Regions from separate parts of the Homo sapiens genome. Here region 2 is linked to region 1. The links are chromatin loops, found by intact Hi-C in ENCODE. Cell type or tissue: PC-3. All regions are shown on one strand. Links, peaks and the distances in the headings refer to the core of each region. The heading gives the core; the rest is flanking DNA.

Region 1 (8,723 bases), core at 318-8,317:
AAATTGATCAGTGACTTTACCTGAATAAGCTGATAGTCTTGAGGTTAGATTTGTGTTTTTGCAGCTGGGCCTTCCACGAAGATACACTGTTTTGATTATGGCATTTTTCTGATAAGGCAGTGACTTCCATTTCCGATTTGCACAATCTTCTTGGTTCCTTTTTTTCTTTGATTTGGAAGTTAATCTTTTAAAAATGTGAAGTAAATTGACAATATTGGAAAGAAGAAAAAATATTTAATTCTGTTGTCTACGTAACAACTATTACTATTTTTGCATATTCCATTTTGTCTTTATTCATATTAATCTTTTACGATTGTCAAAGTAATATTGTATATGTCATTTTGTAGTCTTTAAATTGCATTCTGCTTTTTTAAAATTAATTTTTCTTTTTCTTCACTCTGTGACTCTAGCCAAAGATGCATTCTGCTTTTAAGATCACATTATATTATAAGCATTTTTCTCCACTGCCTCTTACATTAATGACATGTCATTAATATACCACTGGTTATCATTACTGATATATTTAATATTTGGATCTAGCTCTGATCCCTATTAATGTTTGGTTATGATTTAGCTTAATGAAAAACCCTGGCCATTGGCTACAACTCATTTTTTTTTTCTGCTCATAGATTTTAACTTCTTTCCCACCGTTTCCCAAACTGTGTTTTTTTCATGATCTCTATGTTAAGTTGTCTTAGCTTGTAAATTGAGATGGTTTCTCTCTTTTGCCATCATATGAACAAATAAACCTGCATAAACTAGGTTTCCCTCTGTGCCCTACAGGAAGATGGCCTCTTGTCTGTTAAGTCAAAGCACTGAAATTATCTTCTTTAGCCGTTAATAGTCCTTGATCTTTTTCCAGGGTAGGATGTACTTCAGTTACACGGCTGGGAAAGAATTGTTTTTTTAATAGAATGTAGCTCAGTGAAAACTTTGGAATTTAAGTTTTTGGAAAACAACTAAGAAAAGCAAATTTGTCACAAGATTAGTTTCCCCGGGGTGTCTCTCTCCTGCAGCCCTTTGCGTTGTTTACGTTTGCGTGAAGTAGAATGAGGGAGAAAGTGGTTTCAGGACATACCTGACCCGCAGCTCAAAAAACTGGACTGGATTCATCCGTAGAACTGCTTCAGATTATGAAAAAACGAAACCTTTTCAAGTGGGAGATAAAGTAATGGGAAGTGGCTGGAGAAAGGTAGGAATGCAGACAGTAAAACAGCACAGAGTGACTCTGATTAAGATCTTGGGGAATCTGAGACATCAGGTTCTGTTTTACCATGCCCTCCACCTAGTGCCTCCTTCCCTCTCTGCCCATGATTTAGTTCTGGCACTTTCCAGTAACTGCTGTCGTGAAGTAGACCTGGCCCAGTTCACTTTCCATCTCTTATCCTTGAAGGTTTATGGGTAAGGCCTGCCTATCTGCAGGCAGGTTTTGGTTGCTGTGAAGCTGAGACACTGTTCTTGCTGGAGACCACCTGAGAGTAATTAAGCAGCCTCTCCTACCTAGAGCTGAACCAACTGGTTCCAAAATTATATTTTCCTGGAACATCTTGTTGAACTGGAATGCTTTGGCGGTTAAGAAACCACTGCTCACACCTGAACAAATCGGTCTGTTTTTCCTGAAATGTAGTACATGTTCACCTCCTGGCACACTAAGGTAAATGGCAGATCCAATTGTCTGGCTTAAGCAGAATGTGGTGAGATCATTATATCATCATAGAGCCTGAAGCTAAAGATTGCAGAAAATCAAGAGCTGTACTGATTGATTTGTAGTCTAATTATATAAGCAGGCCAGATGAAAAAGTCCAGAAAAAGAAAAGACTAGTGGGCATGTTCAAAAGTATTGGGAAAAGGTGCGTCTACCTCCAACAAGGTTGATTTTCCAAAGAAACAAAGTTTTTGAAATATGAAATAATTCTTTTTTTCTTTTTTTGAGATGGAGTCTTGCTCTGTAGCCCAGGCTGGAGTGCAGTGGCGCGATCTCGGTTCACTGCAAGCTCCGCCTCCCGGGTTCACGCCATTCTCCTGCCTTAGCCTCCCCGAGTAGCTGGGACTACAGGCGCCCGCCACCACACCCGGCTAACTTTTTTGTATTTTTAGTAGGGACGGGGTTTCACCGTGTTAACCAGGATGGTCTCGATCTCCTGACCTTATGATCTGCCCGCCTCGGCCTCCCAAAGTGCTGGGATTACAGGCTTGAGCCACCGTGCCCGGCCGAAATATGAAATAATTCTTACATGGCATGTATAAAACACACACACACACACACACACACACGCACACACACACACACACACACACACACAAACGAAATCTATTGCCTACACCCTACCCCTTCTCTTGGAAAATAAGTAAACTCTTTCAGGATTCAGAGTTCTGGTCCATACTTTCATACCATTATTATTATTTTCCACTTCTTTTTCTCTGGGTAAAAGCCAATAATTCTGTGCTAATTTGTAGGGCAATCTGAGAAAAAGAGAATGTCAGACTTAATTCCAAACAAATGCTTAAAAAGCACTTAACCAAATGTATCTTTGAAAATGTTTTTCCTGTATCTAGATCTAAAGATAATAATTTTTTGGAAAAAAGTACAAAAAAGAAGCTTTTAGGAAGACAAATGTATTAGAACAGGAAAGCATTATTTTTTTCCCTAACACTCCATTTCCAGGGACTGAGTTGGCTTCTTACTTTCTTTTCACTCTGTGGAAAACTGCTCTTGGAATGTTTCAAAGAACCACAGTGAGTGAGTGCCAAGTGCATTCTGGAATTGATACCCTCATCCCCTCCCCGCCCTGGAGAAAGAGTCTCTCTCTTAGCCCATAGAGCCATGCTAGAGAATCCTGGGGACGCCACCTGCAACCAATGGTGAACTGCATGAACTTTGGTGCTCTGGGACTTGACACACTGGCTAGGAATATTAGACACAAAAGCCAAGGCTTTTCAAATACCATGTGGATATATATATTCCTCCAACAGTAAGCAGATAAACACAGCCACAGGAAAACCAGGAGACAAGACAAACTCCTTTTGTGATCTAGCCTCATTTCATTCATGTAAGCTCTTTTGGGTTTTGGCTGATGCCAGCCCACTCTTTTCCTCTGGCTGCCCTCCCCTGCATGGACCCATACATCTCTGCCCCAAATCAATAGAGTGGTACAAATATTAACAATAGCCTCTTGAGCTTTGAGAATTTACTGCTCCCCACCAACCCAGCTTTTTTTCCTGTTCTTGTTGGAAAAAAAATCCATGTCATTAGGAGTCTTGTATTCTTGACAATCATAACTTTAGGAGATATAATAAACCTTTTTGAAGGTTGATCGATTCTGCGATGAAATTTTAGAATGGGGGAAGCTAAACACATGTTTGGCTTTGGATGGTAAATGGAGGTGTAAATATTTACAATGAACAATCAGATTTCCCACGCTCAGAGGTAGGGTTGTCACTCACAGCTCCAATGGTGATTTCTATCAGAGGCAGAGAGAATGGGGATACTACCTCCTCAATGACAACCATTCAATCTGATTCCTTCGTCTGGATCCAAATGACTAATAGAGTAGCTTGCACTCATTGGTTCATTGTATGTGACACTACATGCAATATACAAAATTATGAAAATTAACACAGTGGTATGTGTTTTACACCAAGAAATACAACAGTAGGACTTCAGTACTCCTGGAAATATATCTTTTTTTGTGCTTCTTGCTAGTACATTACTTCAGATGCTAATGTAAGAATGTGCTTATTTCAAGAGACAGTTTTAAAACATAGTTACATTTTATTACTCCTTTAAAAATGCTTCTCACCAATCCCATATCACTGAGAAGTGTGTTGGTCCAATGTTTTATTGAGTGCAGCCCTTGTCCTATTTATGACCCAGGACTGATGCACCAGCCTATAAATGTGATTTCTCTGAAGCAGTGGAGGACAAGTATCTAGCTGCTGTGACAGGAAGACATGTAACACAATAATTTTGCTGCTCTAAAAATGCTTCTGTTGCCGGCATCCCAGATAGGAAGCAAGGCTTCCCATGGATCATGCATTTGCTGGAAAAGCACACCATGTTTTGAAGAAGCTAGTTCTAATTGGTGCGAAACATTTTGAATTGCTGAAGTTCTAATGGACTTGAAAAACCCCCTGGAGAATCGAAGAAAGAACAAAATGATGTAATGGTCTTTAAAAGATAAAAACGGAATGAAAAAAATGCTTTAATTTATTTCAGAAAGATATGTCAACGCTTAGTTTTTGTGGATAAAGTTGCCAGATAAACCTTTCTCAATTTGGGGGTGGGAAATGGAGGGTGGAGGGGGGGAGTAGAATTTTGGGCAGAAAGAGGACTAGCAAACAATTAGTGCCATCTAGTGGTTGTATAGAATAAAGACAGATTGTTTTCGAGAACTGTACTGTAGTATCACAGAAATGTACAAGCAGGCTAAATTACAGTTCTTAGATTAGGCTGGCTTGAGTTTATATCTCCATATATTCACTAATTAATGAACTTCAAGTGATGTGGCAACAGTTGAAATTAGTTTTGATAGTTAAGCCTAAACAGAAAAGAGTTGCACTCTATATAGAAAATAAGCCCTTTGACATGTTTTAATTTGTCATGTTTCAACAAAGTCCAAGTTAAAACTACCATGATATTTCAAAAGGAAAACCTACATCTATTTCAAAGTATGCCAGTGAGAGTTTTCTGTTACCTGGAAACAATAAACACGTTCTAAAGTTAGGCTACTGAACTGAAGGTCTGCTCAAGAAGAGCAGGACAGAATCCAGTGGTCCAGAAATTTGGATGGGAAAAATTTACATCTTTATTTTCACTACTCTAAATCTGAAATTTAGCATTTCCTTCAATCAAGAACGTCAGCTGCAAACCACGGTAGTGTTAGCAATACCTGAGATTTCGACACCAAAAGAAATGAGACATTTTCATGTCATTACATATGCTATTCATCTACTAAATAACAGCAATGATCAGACCCTCACACCAGTTCTTGTTATTTAACAGGTAATAAAGAAGCAAATATGTTATCTTGTTGTACATTTAGTTTTAAAAACATTTAAATAACTATTTTCACAGTAATTTATTCTCTTCGTAATCCTATGTATTTTATTTAAAGCATTATGAGCATTACTCTGACAGGCAGCCTATAGGTTTTGTTAGACTGATGAAGGAGTTCATCTGCGAAAAGGTAGAGAACCCTGATCTAAAGAGATGGCTCAATCATGAAGTTGAAACACACACAGTTTAGTAGTTAAGAGCTCAGTCTCTGAATCCAGTTGCTTGGCTTCAAACCCTACTTTCTGGTTGTATCTTTTACTTAGCCTGCCTGTGCCTCAGCTTACCCATGTACGACACCCATCTCACAGGAGAGATGTGAGGTTTCAATGAATGGACACATGTAAAGTGCTGGAGTGAGCACTCAGCCCTTAGAAGTTCTCAGTGAGTATTAGCTCTCATCATTATTGTCAATGCAATTATTAAGTTTAAAAACTTCTTGCCAAATCATTAAGATAAATGATCTGAATTTGTAATCTAGACTGACAGCAGTTTTGATTAACAAGCATGCTTTGACAAGTATTTTTCATTTAGAAAAAATATTCTTTATACTTTTAGGCTAATATTTGTAATAACCTTAAGAGTGTAATAGCATCCCCACTCTCAGAACCTCAGATAGTTTTAAGTGTTCGATTCAAAGTCATATGGATGAAGTGGCTAGAAAGCAAATTAAAGTATTTTGGTAATTGTTTTTCACTCACTGAATCTTAAAAATCCCAAAGCTTTAGGCATTCTCCAACTGTACTTAAAAGATAAGGCTTTTTAGAAGTCAAGAAGGATCCATATCTAGATGTGTAGACAGATCTAGTTTACAAGACTAAGCTAACCTAATTTGAAGGTTAATCTCTCAGATGGGAGGGAGAAAGAATAAACAGAACATTCATACATATGAACTCATCTGATCTTTACAAAACCTGTGAATCATGTTCTTTTTCCCTACAAAAATATTTTAAGTGTATTGTATGTTTTAAACATTTGAGAAAAGAGGAGTGAACAAGATAAACAAAGTCCCTGCCCTCATGGAGTTTAATTTCCAAAGATGATGAGGAGACAGGTAAGAATGTCCATTTGGCTGATAGAGAAACAAGTGTTAAGGGATAAACAACCCACTCCCTTAAGTTCCCTTAAGGGATAAACAACCCACTCCCTTAAGCTATTGCATCGCAGCAGATTCGAACAGAGTTCTTGCTAATGGCACCCCTTTGATAATTCCGCTACACTTTCAGCTGCCTGCTGGGAAAAGTTCAGGCATGCTTTTGACAGTGAAGGCACAGCAGTAAACAGGCTGCTCCTGCCACATTACAAAAGTGAGTATGACTTTCTTATTTTTGTTTGTCTGGGATGCAATCGGATTTTAGTGGAAAGGCATTGAAATTGACATAAAAAAATCTGTGTTAGGTTCTTAACTTTGCCATTTCTGAGCATATCGCTGATTTTCAGTTTTCTCACCCCCACCCTGGTGAGAATTAGAGGCATCTCTTGAGACTTTTGCAAGGATTAAATAAGCCAATGTTTATGAACATCTAGAAAAGAGGTTGGTCCACAGAAGGAAGGCAATAAATCTGTAGAGATGATGACACTGAGTATCTAGTATTATTTACTTGTGGAATTAACCGAAAAGGCATGGTTAATGCCTCATCTCCCCCTTAGGGAAATAGCTCTAGTCCTTGTTTAACTTTATCTTACTCTCTAATATGGGAATGATAGCATCTGCCAAACAGGGTGGTGATTAAGGATTAGCAATAGACCATAGAATGCACCTAGTACAGTTTCCAGCATAGAACCAGCATTCACGAAATTGTAGCAATCACGATTATTACTGTTTATGAGTCTAATAAAGCACACATTCCTAAGAATGTAAACTGTTAGAAATTTGGATTGAGATACTGTTGATGGTTTTATTACAAAGACTGAAATGTCTTATTCAAAAATCCTGAAAAAAAAAAACCATGGAAAAGACTAGAAAAAACACTAGGAAAGAAGTCAAATTTAAGTATGGGTCATTTTTCCTTTGTCAATTGGGAGTTCATAAGATTTTAAATGCCCCTCCAAAAGCATATCATCACATTTCAATATTTTTCTGGCTTTATATATAATTAGAAATCATGTATATTCTATAGCTCATGAGGTACTGGAGATCTCTAGGAGAGAAAGCATGTTTATGGGGACAAGATTCTTCGGCTGCCTTCACAATTATCTGATAAATGTAGGTCTAGCTTCATCCATGTACCTGCAAAGGACATGAACCCATTCTTTTTTATGGCTGCATAGTATTCCATGGTGTGTATGTGCCACATTTTCTTTATCCAGTCTATCACTGATGGGCATTTGGGTTGGTTCCAAGTCTTTGCTATTGTAAACAGTGCTGCAATAAACATACGTATTCTCAGCAAACTAACACAGGAACAGAAAACCAAACACCACATGTTCTGACGCATAAGTGGGAGTGTAACAGGGAGAATTCATGGACACAGGGAGGGGAACATCACACACCAGGGCCTGTCAGAGGTTGGGGCGCAAGAGGAGGGAGAGCATTGGCATAAATACCTAATGCATGTGGGGCTTAAAAGCTAGATGATGGGTTGATAGGTGCAGCAAACCACCATGGCACATGTATGCCTATGTAACAAACCTGCACGTTCTGCACATGTATTCCAGAATTTAAAGTATAATAACACACACACACACCAAATTAAAAAAAAAAGTATTGTCTAAAGGATGAGCAAAATAAATAATTTTTTTTAAAAAATGTGGGTCTAGCTGGCTGTGGTGGCTCATGCCTGTAGTCTCAGCTTCTTGGAGGCTGAGGTGGAAGGATCATTTGAGATCAGGAGTTTGAGACGAGCCTGGGCAACACAGTGAGACCCCTGTCTCAAAATAAAAATAAAAATAAAAACAAATAAATGCAGGTTCAGCAGGACTAAATATTTAAAACTGAGAGTTTGGCATTGCAGGCACAGACTGTTGTTAAAGGAAGTTAAATGGGAAGGGAGTTCTTCATTTCTAAACATTACTTGAGAAACCAGAATTCAATCTAAAATACCTGGCTTCATGTCCTCTTTACAAAGGTACCTATGCATAGGACTGGATCTAGATTTACTTCCGAACTCAAAGCATGTTGCCCTACAAAGGAGTGGGTTGGTGATAATGAACAAATTATGGGCATCATCCTTTCAAGCTTTCTTTTTGGGTGAAGAGTGATTTTCCTCTCCCAAAACACACAGGCATGCACACTTACACACGCACCCCCTTCAGTATGCCATCAGCTGTTCTAATTATGGGGTAATTGGCAAGATAGAAGCTCAACCTTCATTGCATTCTTCAGGGAGAAACAAGGGGCTTCCTCTGCTAGAGGGAGTTAGTGGCTACATGCTGAGCTATTCTTTTAAATGAAGTGAATTCTGGCTCTGTTTTAAGAAGCTCCTTGGGGCAAAGCCTTGGAGGCAGGGTTCGGGGTTTTATGAGTTGCTCGCTCCAGGATGCAATCAGAGTTCCCACCCCTCCCTCCTGGCTGCTTCCTGGAACTCCCCTCTTCTGGAATCATTGCCTATTTCTGCTCCTTCTGAGCCGCTCCCAACTTAATTAGAGCACTCTTCCCTCCGCACCAGACCCAACAACAGATCTCTTGGTCTCTAATTGTGACTCTGGTTAAATTGCCCAGCGGGAGGTT
Region 2 (8,723 bases), core at 512-8,511, 510 kb before region 1:
GAATCAGCCTGTGAAATGATTATTCCTCCCTTCACTCCATAGTACATAATTACTCACTTAGAACATATTTACAGTACATTCAGTTGGCCCAGTGGCTTACAATATCTATATAATTTTGTATTTTTTTAGTTCATCCCTGAAGTTGGAGACTTATGTATAGTTAAAACTCATGATGATAGTTTCTGTTGTTTGCTATGACATATGTGACATAAGGACATTCCTTTTCCAGTGTTCCCTGCCCCCCCCTTTATATTTTGTTCTTATCTCTTTATTGCAGAAATTTTGGGTGGTTAAGTATCAGATTGCAAGCAGTACAATATGTGGGTTCGAGCCTCACATCATGTATTAGTAATGTAAAAAAAAAAGGAAAAATAAAATTGTATGAGTAGATGACTTTTTACAGATGGGCTAAATAAAATACCAAATGATTGAGTCGAATATAGCCAGTGGCAGGGGGATGAAGATCAGGAATTAAGACCCTGATTAAGAAGGTGCTTGATAACACCTTCTGATGTTTTCAGATTAGGGGGTCTGCTCAGTTACCTCCTTAAGCTTCTACTTCTGATGCTCCCTAAAATTATAGGAATGACTCTACGTGTAAAGCTTATCCAAACTTTGGGCCTATAATATTTCTCTTTAAAAAAAAAAAAAAAGATGAGGCAAAAAGAAACTGTGAAAAGTGTTTAGCAATGAGCAAGAGAGGGAGCTTACAAACTCTTTGATGGTCAATTAGCCAGAAAATGTGCTAAAGCCTGGGTGCTGTGCTGGATTACAGGCCCAGGAATTACCCCCAAGGTCCTCAGAGTGGTCCTGCCGTCTGAGCACAGAGACAATTACAGACCTCTAGGAGATGCTACAAAGGCTTTAATTAAGGGACTTACTAACACCCCACTAAGTTTTGGAAATTGAATTCTTTTTTGTGCTTACCTGATGTTTCTTTTGTCCAGACTTTCACATGTATTTCAACAGAGAACACTATTTCCCCCACATCTGTTTTATGTTGGAAGCCGTTTACTGTGATAGCAGCAAAGCTGAGAGTTTAACCAGTATAAGGAAGTAGGTAGAAAAGCGGGCTCGGAGGCTTTTTGCTGGGGAGCATTTTGGGCTTAGATTGAAAATTGTAATACTACACATCTTGAAACATCAGTAAGAGAAAACTAATGTACTTTATAGAATTTGAATTTTAGAATTCCCATTTCACAAAGCAATGTCATTTTCTTTGAAATGGCAACTTTATGTTTCTAGACACAGCATGCTGCTCTTTCTCTAAAAATATGTTTTTGTTTGTTGATGCTATAAGGTTAGCCTTTGGCTACCACCCAGGTCTGATTTTTCACAAGCCTAGACTCATATTTTGTTCCATTTCGATGTGACTGTTTTTATTTCTGGAAATACTCTGCTTTACGGCACATTAGTCCTAGCTAGAGCACTATGATCACATTAATCTACCGGAGTTATTGTGCTCAACTACCCCCTTTCTGCCAACAGTGGAGAGAGATGCTCTCATCTTTGAACTCTAGGGCCTAATGGTTGCCCAGGTCAGCTATATCTCCCTTGTTTTCTTAGTGAAGTAGTTATTCTCTCTTCTATCCTTTGAAGCAATTCCCTTCTGCCTGCAAAGTTTGGTTTGAACCTTAAAGGTTTTCAAAAGCACTAAGAAATACTTCTGTTTTAGTAACGTTATATTTTCCTTCAGTATTTCTAGTTTACATGTAATATCTGTCAAGTGGCACATTTTTTAGGTTCTCTCTGTTGTACCAATAGACAACTTGAAGGAGCTTTTATGTGCGTACCACTTAATTTGTGTATGAGGAGGACAGAACCTTAACCTTGCTGAAAAGAGGAGTCGATAAGAAAATCACAAGAAGTGTTTAACCTGTGATGACAATTTTAACTTGCCATTTTTTCATTTTTCACAAGGTCAGATATAAAGTGTGCAGTTTCAGCAAAGTCGAGTTTATACAGGAATCTTATGACTGGGCTTCATTTTTACATGTGGGTTGGTAGGGAAGGATAATTTGTATTGGATGATAGGGCAGCATGCTTCCTTTTTACGTGTGAGTTGGTAGGGGAGGATGATTAGTATTGGACAAGAGGGCAGCAGGCTCCTGTATGTGCTGTCAGCTCCATTGGACCGCTGTGAAGGCCTTCTGACCCCAGAGCAGTTTGAGATGCTGCAGTGGCCTGGATGGGTCTATGTGTCCAGGTGACAGGTGAGAGCTTTTGATATTTATGTTATGTAGAATACTCATATGCTTGGATATGTTTTAAATAAAGCATAGTATGAATTTTAGTTCTTTTTTGCTTTTCTTTGGAAAGAGGGAAAATTATACTTAGTGACACAAATATTTTTTGTCTGATCAAGTACCTAACTGATTAATGAGCTAAAGCAAAGTTTGATCCCAACTTCTGGAGAGAGGTAGATCTGGCAACTGAAGAAGAATATAACTGAATTTTGCTAAAAAAAAAAGTGCTGATTCGAAAAGTTGTTTTATGAAGTAAAAATTCTAAGCTCTTATCTCTTAGGCTTTATTTTGCTAACATTGTTAGAACTAGCACATCTGGCTTAGATTCCAAAATAGTTTGGTTTTATGCTTGTAAAAATGAAACCAATCAAATTGGAATTGAAGATAGATGAAAGGATGGATTTTGGTACAATGAGGATTCTTAAACACAGTAAAGTTATCAGGGAAGATCCTGAACATTGCCTTTCTGAGTGTCCCTTAAAAATAGACTGGTGTCAAACATCAGCATCACACAATATACCCAGGTAACAAACTTGAACACGTACCCGTTGAATCTATTAATAAGATAAAAGTTCATAAAAACCACAGCAAGCTGGTGTCTTTTTTCAGGTAGTGTGGTTGTATTCAAGTCTAGCTCTGTATAGGGGTGCTGGGGTGCTGGGATAAATAATTCCCAGCAGTCCTTCCAGTTCTGCAGTTCTTGATTATATTGCTTACCATCAACACCTTATATAATCTTCACTTACATGTCATTTGAAGATTTTTCTTCTCCTTTGGGGAGTCGAGGGGAGGAGAGTTTTGTCTTTTAAGTTAGACATTTATTTTGATAGAATTAAAATGTGCCATCTTTATCAGATTTAGTAATATTCATATGAATGTGAATATTCATATTAATATGAAACTAAGGCTCTATAATATTAGTTGGGTTTGGTTTCTGCATTGTTTTATTTGGTTTCCCTCCCTATCCCTCACCCCAAGTGTGGATTAGTGTGCAGAGCCAGATAGTTAAATGCAGTCACTGAAATTCTTGCTTTAAAAGACAGTGAGGCAGAATTGTTTAGTTTGGAGAGATGTGAAAAAGAGGCCACCTTAATATTTCACCTCTGTTGCTTTGGGTTTACTTAAGAATGACAATTTAGAATATTTTCCAGCTCTTTCCCCAGAAATATAAACAAAGATCCTTCTCTGCTGGTCAAGAAATATATGTAATTGTCCTTTGTCTCTGTGGTACTAACTTGACAGTAGCCGGTTCCCCTCCCCTCCAACCTGATTCTGTATTTCCTAAGCATGCTGACCTTGGAACCATTAGTAGAGACTCAGCAGTTTACTCTTTCATCAATAATGCACTCACTCTGAAGTGGCAGGCTGGACACTGTGGCCCAGCTCTGCATGGGTGTTTATAGTTTATGCCAGTAAATGTTTCTGTTGAATCTGTCAGGAGCTGCAGGCCTGATCCCTTTTCAAGTTGGTGGTGAGAGCAGTGAGTCAGCATATTTGTAAACTTCAGAAGAGTACAGAACACTGATAATTTACTGTGGCACTGGTAATTTCATGAATATGGAGTGGGCCCATATGTTCATTTTTAGCTCTGTAAATCTCAAGAACTGTTACTGCCTTGGTAAGCTGTATCAGTGCATTGGCACCCAGATAAAGAGAACTTTCTGCCTGTCTTGAAGTAAATGAGGCATCAACCCAGACTTGTGTTAGGCTGGCCTTTGCTGTGGTTTTACAGTAGATGCTTCAGAACTGCTTAGAAAGCTCTTTTCAGATGGGAATGTGGGTTGCCTTCTGGTAGCATGGCCTGTCATCAGAGGTGTGGTTCCCCCAGTAGCCGGCCTATGACACGGCGGCTCCAGTTTCTTTATGTAATAAGGTGAGAAAGAGTGAGGAAGAGTTGTACAGAGCAAATGAATTCAGTGTCGATGTCTTATCCAGTGAGCGTTGCTATGGAAAAACCTGTTTGAAAACAGGTTCTTCCCATTAAGTTCATCAGTTTTATGTTTCATTTTTTTCCTTTTGGCCTTTTTAGGACCAGTTCCAAGTGCAGGCAGAGTTCCCCTAGGACTTCTGACTGTGGACCTTCAGCAGCCTCCATGATTTCATCCTTCCTGCTCGGGTCCCTGTTACCAAAAATACAGGGCCCTTATTTTCATATTTGCCCCGGATTTTTTCCTTGCAAGAGTTTCTTGATAGCAAATCCTTCTTTTAAATACTAGAAAGTATGAGGAAGCGTTCTCTTTTCATAGCCAGTGATTTAAAGAATAGTTATTTTTAAAGTAGACTAGTGGGCTTTTAGTGTTAAATGTCTATTGATGTTTTGCCAGAAGAAACATTGATTTTTCTCTTACTTTCTCTTTTTCAGGGCCTGCTTTCTTCCCCGGGCGATGTGCAGAGATCTTTGCCAGGGGTCAAAGCGTCGGGAAGCTTGGGGTCCTTCATCCTGACGTTATCACCAAATTTGAGCTGACCATGCCCTGCTCCTCCCTAGAAATCAATGTTGGACCCTTTTTGTGAAGATTGGTCTCTGTGGTGTGATTCTCTTCCCAGGTGTCCCTTTCTCCTCCCCTAGTGTCCTTAAGTCCTCCTCCACAGGGAACATCTATTTGGGCTTTGATGTTTAATAAAGTAGAAAGCACTGTCTGGCTGTGTGGGTAGAGACCATCCTTTCCCTGCATATTAGGCCAGCTTGTGCCATATACCAGTGTGGTGTCTGTGTGTGAAGCTGCATTGTTGGGTAAAAGCCCCGTGGAGTGCTGGAGAAATGCACTAGCAGAGTGCAGGATCTGTTCTGAAAGGCAGACGTGCTCCTCAGACATCAGAACATCACATTGGAACGGATTACTCCTGCATAACAAGATCCCATTTCTTTCCTTATTGATAAAACAAGATAATCGATGAGAATTCATGTTGCATGAGTTCGAGATAACTGAGGGGTTTAGCTTTGATTTTCTACATTTGACATGTATTCATCATTGAGAAACACTAAAATAACAATATTTTTAGAAAACGTTTAAGAATCAATTATGGTCCAACAATTATAGCTTCTGAGGTCAGTTTAAAGTGAAAGAAAAATCTGTAATACAAGGATTCAAAATATGTGAGGGTGCATAGGTATTTTTTACTCTATCTGTGATACTCTAAGATAGAGTACATGCAACAAAGATCTGTTCTGCTGTAAGAGTTAAAATGGACAAGTATTGATATCAATGCAGTATGAACATTAGGAAACAATGAGAAGCTTATTTTTGCCATAGGCCATACATGTTACTGTAATCAGTCAGTTATAAAATCATGGTTTTAAATACTTAATTGAGCTACTAGTTTCTCTATTGTCCCAGGGAGATATTAGACCTCTCTTTTTCTGAAGCTAAGCTTCAGCCAATCCTCCTTGTTTTATATCCTAATTTCCTTTCTTACTTCAATCTAGAATTCTCCAGTAGGTACCATCTCTGGAAAAAAGCTGGGTCTCATGTTTGAGACAAGTTCCCAGGTACTATTGAAGTAATAAGAAATATGATAAAATATAATACTTTAAAGTCCCAGTAGAAATAGCTAACAAAGGCTGGGTGCGCTGTGGCTCATGCCTGTAATCCTAGCACTTTGGGAGGCTGAGGTGGGCAGATCACTTGAGGCCAATAGTTCGAGATCAGCCTGACCAACATGGTGAAATGCCATCTCCACTAAAAATATAAAAATTAGCCAGGCATGGTGGTGTGGGCCTGCAGTCCCAGCTACCTGGGAGGCTGAGTCAGGAAAATCTCTTGAACCAGGAGGTGGACGTTGCAGTGATCCCAGATTGTGCCACTGCCCTCCAGCCTGGGTGACAGAGTGAGATTCTGTCTACAAAAAAAAAAAAGAAGAAGTAGCTAACAAAGATAGTGAAATAAGAATTATGTTTATGGATCTTTTGCTGAGTCTACTACTAGGAGAAAACCTGACCATATTACAACCTTGAATTGGGGCAGCAGTGTCTAACTCTGTAAGATTTGTGAACACACACACTTCCAGCTGACCCTTCACAGCTCTGTTATAAGCAGATCCTTACAACATTTTAAAAATGAAATATGCCCTCTAAAAATAATGCATGCCAAAAGGACTTGTATCCAGCATGCATAAAGATTTCTTAAAACTTAATAATAAAACTTAATAGTAAAAATAAAACAACTGTTTTTTAAAAATGTGCAAGAGTTGAGCAAACATTTCCCAAAAGATGACATATGAATGAGCACTTGAAAAGATCCTCAACATCGTTAGTCATCAGGGAAATGCAACTAAAATTCACAATGACAAACTGCATACCCATTAAAATGGCTAAAATTTAAGATTCATAAATCAAATACTGCTGAGACTGGAGCAAGTGGAACTTTCATGCACTGCTGGTGAGTCACAATGTAAAATGTTACATTGTGACTTTAGAAAACAGCTTGGCAGTCTCTTGAAACATACACCTACCATCTAGCCATTCTATTCCTAGGTTTACCCATATGGCCAAAGATTTTTATGCAAGTGTTCACAGTGTTACTTATAGTAGTTACAAATTGCAGTATATCCATACTATGAAATACTTCTCAGCAATAAGAAGGAATGAACTACTGATCCTCAAAACAACATGAATGAATTTCAAAACAGTATGCTAAGTGAAAGCAAGAGACACAAAAGACTCTATTTAATTCTATTTACCTGAGAGTCTAAAAAAGTCAAAAGCAGGTGGTCGGCAGGACCTCAGGAAAGAGAACTGACTGCAGTGGGTTAAGAGAAAACTTTTTGGGGTGATGGAAATTTTATCTTAATTGAGGTGGTAGGTGTACTTCAGGTGTAGGTTATACCTTTGTAAAGCTGGGAGAAAAAGAATGTAATGTAACATGTAGTATTTTACTGATTTTAACTACATAACACCAGTTGATAAATGCCTAGAGAAATAGCCTGAACTGTAGAATTGGCAGTTGTGCTCAAGGTGGCTCACTGGTCCACAGCTATTAATGATATATTCTCCCTTAGTTTCAGGTTCGCTCTAGTTAAAATCATGGCTTATGGATCATCATATGATAGCCCTTGTTGAAGTAGGTGGAACCATTTGTTCTGTCAGCAGCTACCCACCTGGATATTTTTGGGGGTGGCCAAAATTACTTGTAATGAAAAACCCACTAATGCCTAATTGTATATCCCAGCATGAAAGGGGAAAGATCAACTCCATGCATCATGTAGATGTTTCTGCCCTCGGAAGCAGGAAATGGTAGGCAGAAAAACAGTGTCGGCTGCATTGGAAGAAGCGAATCCAGCTCATGAGTCGAGGCTCTGCAGCCAGATCATCTTACACTTGTCCCTGGTGAAGCATTTGAACTGGAGCCAGGGCAGTCTGTGAGTACTGCCAAAAGCCTTTATTACAGAAGATGCACACCTTCTTAGTAAAAACTGGGAGCTCTAGTATTAAAGTGAAAATTAAATGGAATTGATTTTTGTTCTAGCTTAGAAAAAACTTAAATTCTACCACTACAGCCTCACAGTCCTGCAGTGCTCTTCTAGTTTTGTTTGTTTTTTGTTTTTTTAGACGGAGTCTCGCTCTGTCACCCAGGCTGGAGTGCAATGGCACAATCTTGGCTCACTGCAACCTCCACCTCCTGGGTTCAAGCAATTCTCCTGCCTCAGCTTCCCGAGTAGCTGGGACTACAGGTGTGTGCCACCATGCCTGGATAATTTTTGTATTTTTAGTAGAGACGGGGTTTCACCACGTTAGCTAGGCTGGTCTCGAACTTCTGACCTCAGGCGATCTGTCCACCTCTGCCTCCCAAAGTGCTGGGATTACAGGCGCCCAGCCTGCTCTTCTGTTTTTAAATTATTTTTGAATTGATCTTTTTTCACATTTTAATTTTTTTGGTTTAATAACGGTATGAGAGTAGGAATTCTCCCTGATGTGTAGGGTGAAAACAGTTGAGTTTCAGAGAGATCAATAACTTACTCAGAAGTCACATAGCCAATAAATGAGTTTGAGACACTATAAAAGAGTGACTTGGAGTCCACAGACCACTCACTGATTTGCATTATTTACTTATTTATGCGAAAGTAAATAATGGGACTTTCTACACTTTTTAAAAATATAAAAATAATGGGAGACAAAAAGTTAAAAATTGTTAAGTCCAATACTTTAAAAAAACTCTGCAAACTGTGGCCTTACTGAGTTAATCTACCTTTCTTCCTCCTGATTCCCTGAAGTAACTAACTGCTGTTAACAATTTAGCCTGTATTGTTCCTTAGTTTGGACATTTTCCTTGATTTGTACAGTCAGCCACACACACCTGCTCACATTTTTGGGGGTCATGCTCTACTTACTGGTTTGCAACAAGTTTTGTTTTTTATTTTACATATATCTCATGACATTTCACTTAATATGCCCCATTTTTTCAGGTCAGTGCCTATAGACCTATCTCATTCTTTTAAATGAGGTAATATTCTATTGTACAGATGTCCGTAATTGTTCAA

Evidence for each region. Hi-C counts contacts between places; a loop is a spot of excess contacts. Peaks named below come from ENCODE experiments on the same cell type or tissue, not always from the same donor. Only the 100,000 strongest peaks of a DNase experiment are listed, where the experiment ranks them.
Region 2: a loop joins it to region 1, with 3 times the contacts of the local background. A loop is called at or near these places in 35 of 110 quality-filtered maps.

The regions. Positions count from the first base shown.
Region 1 is chr2:222,053,062-222,061,784 of GRCh38, reverse strand. No RefSeq gene overlaps it. Among named protein-coding and RNA genes, the nearest start is that of CCDC140, 240 kb to the left of the region's middle. RefSeq lists an enhancer at 8,174-8,723. In PC-3, for the core only: CTCF peaks have their summits at 4,133 and 4,334 (motif pointing left); a DNase peak (open chromatin) is centred at 6,744; H3K27me3 peaks cover 4,561 bases.
Region 2 is chr2:222,567,908-222,576,630 of GRCh38, reverse strand. FARSB (phenylalanyl-tRNA synthetase subunit beta) reads left to right here. Exons shown (of 17, transcript NM_005687.5): 17 at 4,609-8,723. The coding sequence ends at 4,760. Among named protein-coding and RNA genes, the nearest start is that of FARSB, 84 kb to the left of the region's middle. In PC-3, for the core only: no CTCF peak of the experiment used is centred there; DNase peaks (open chromatin) are centred at 4,180, 6,620 and 7,540; H3K4me3 peaks cover 1,307 bases; H3K27ac peaks cover 5,657 bases.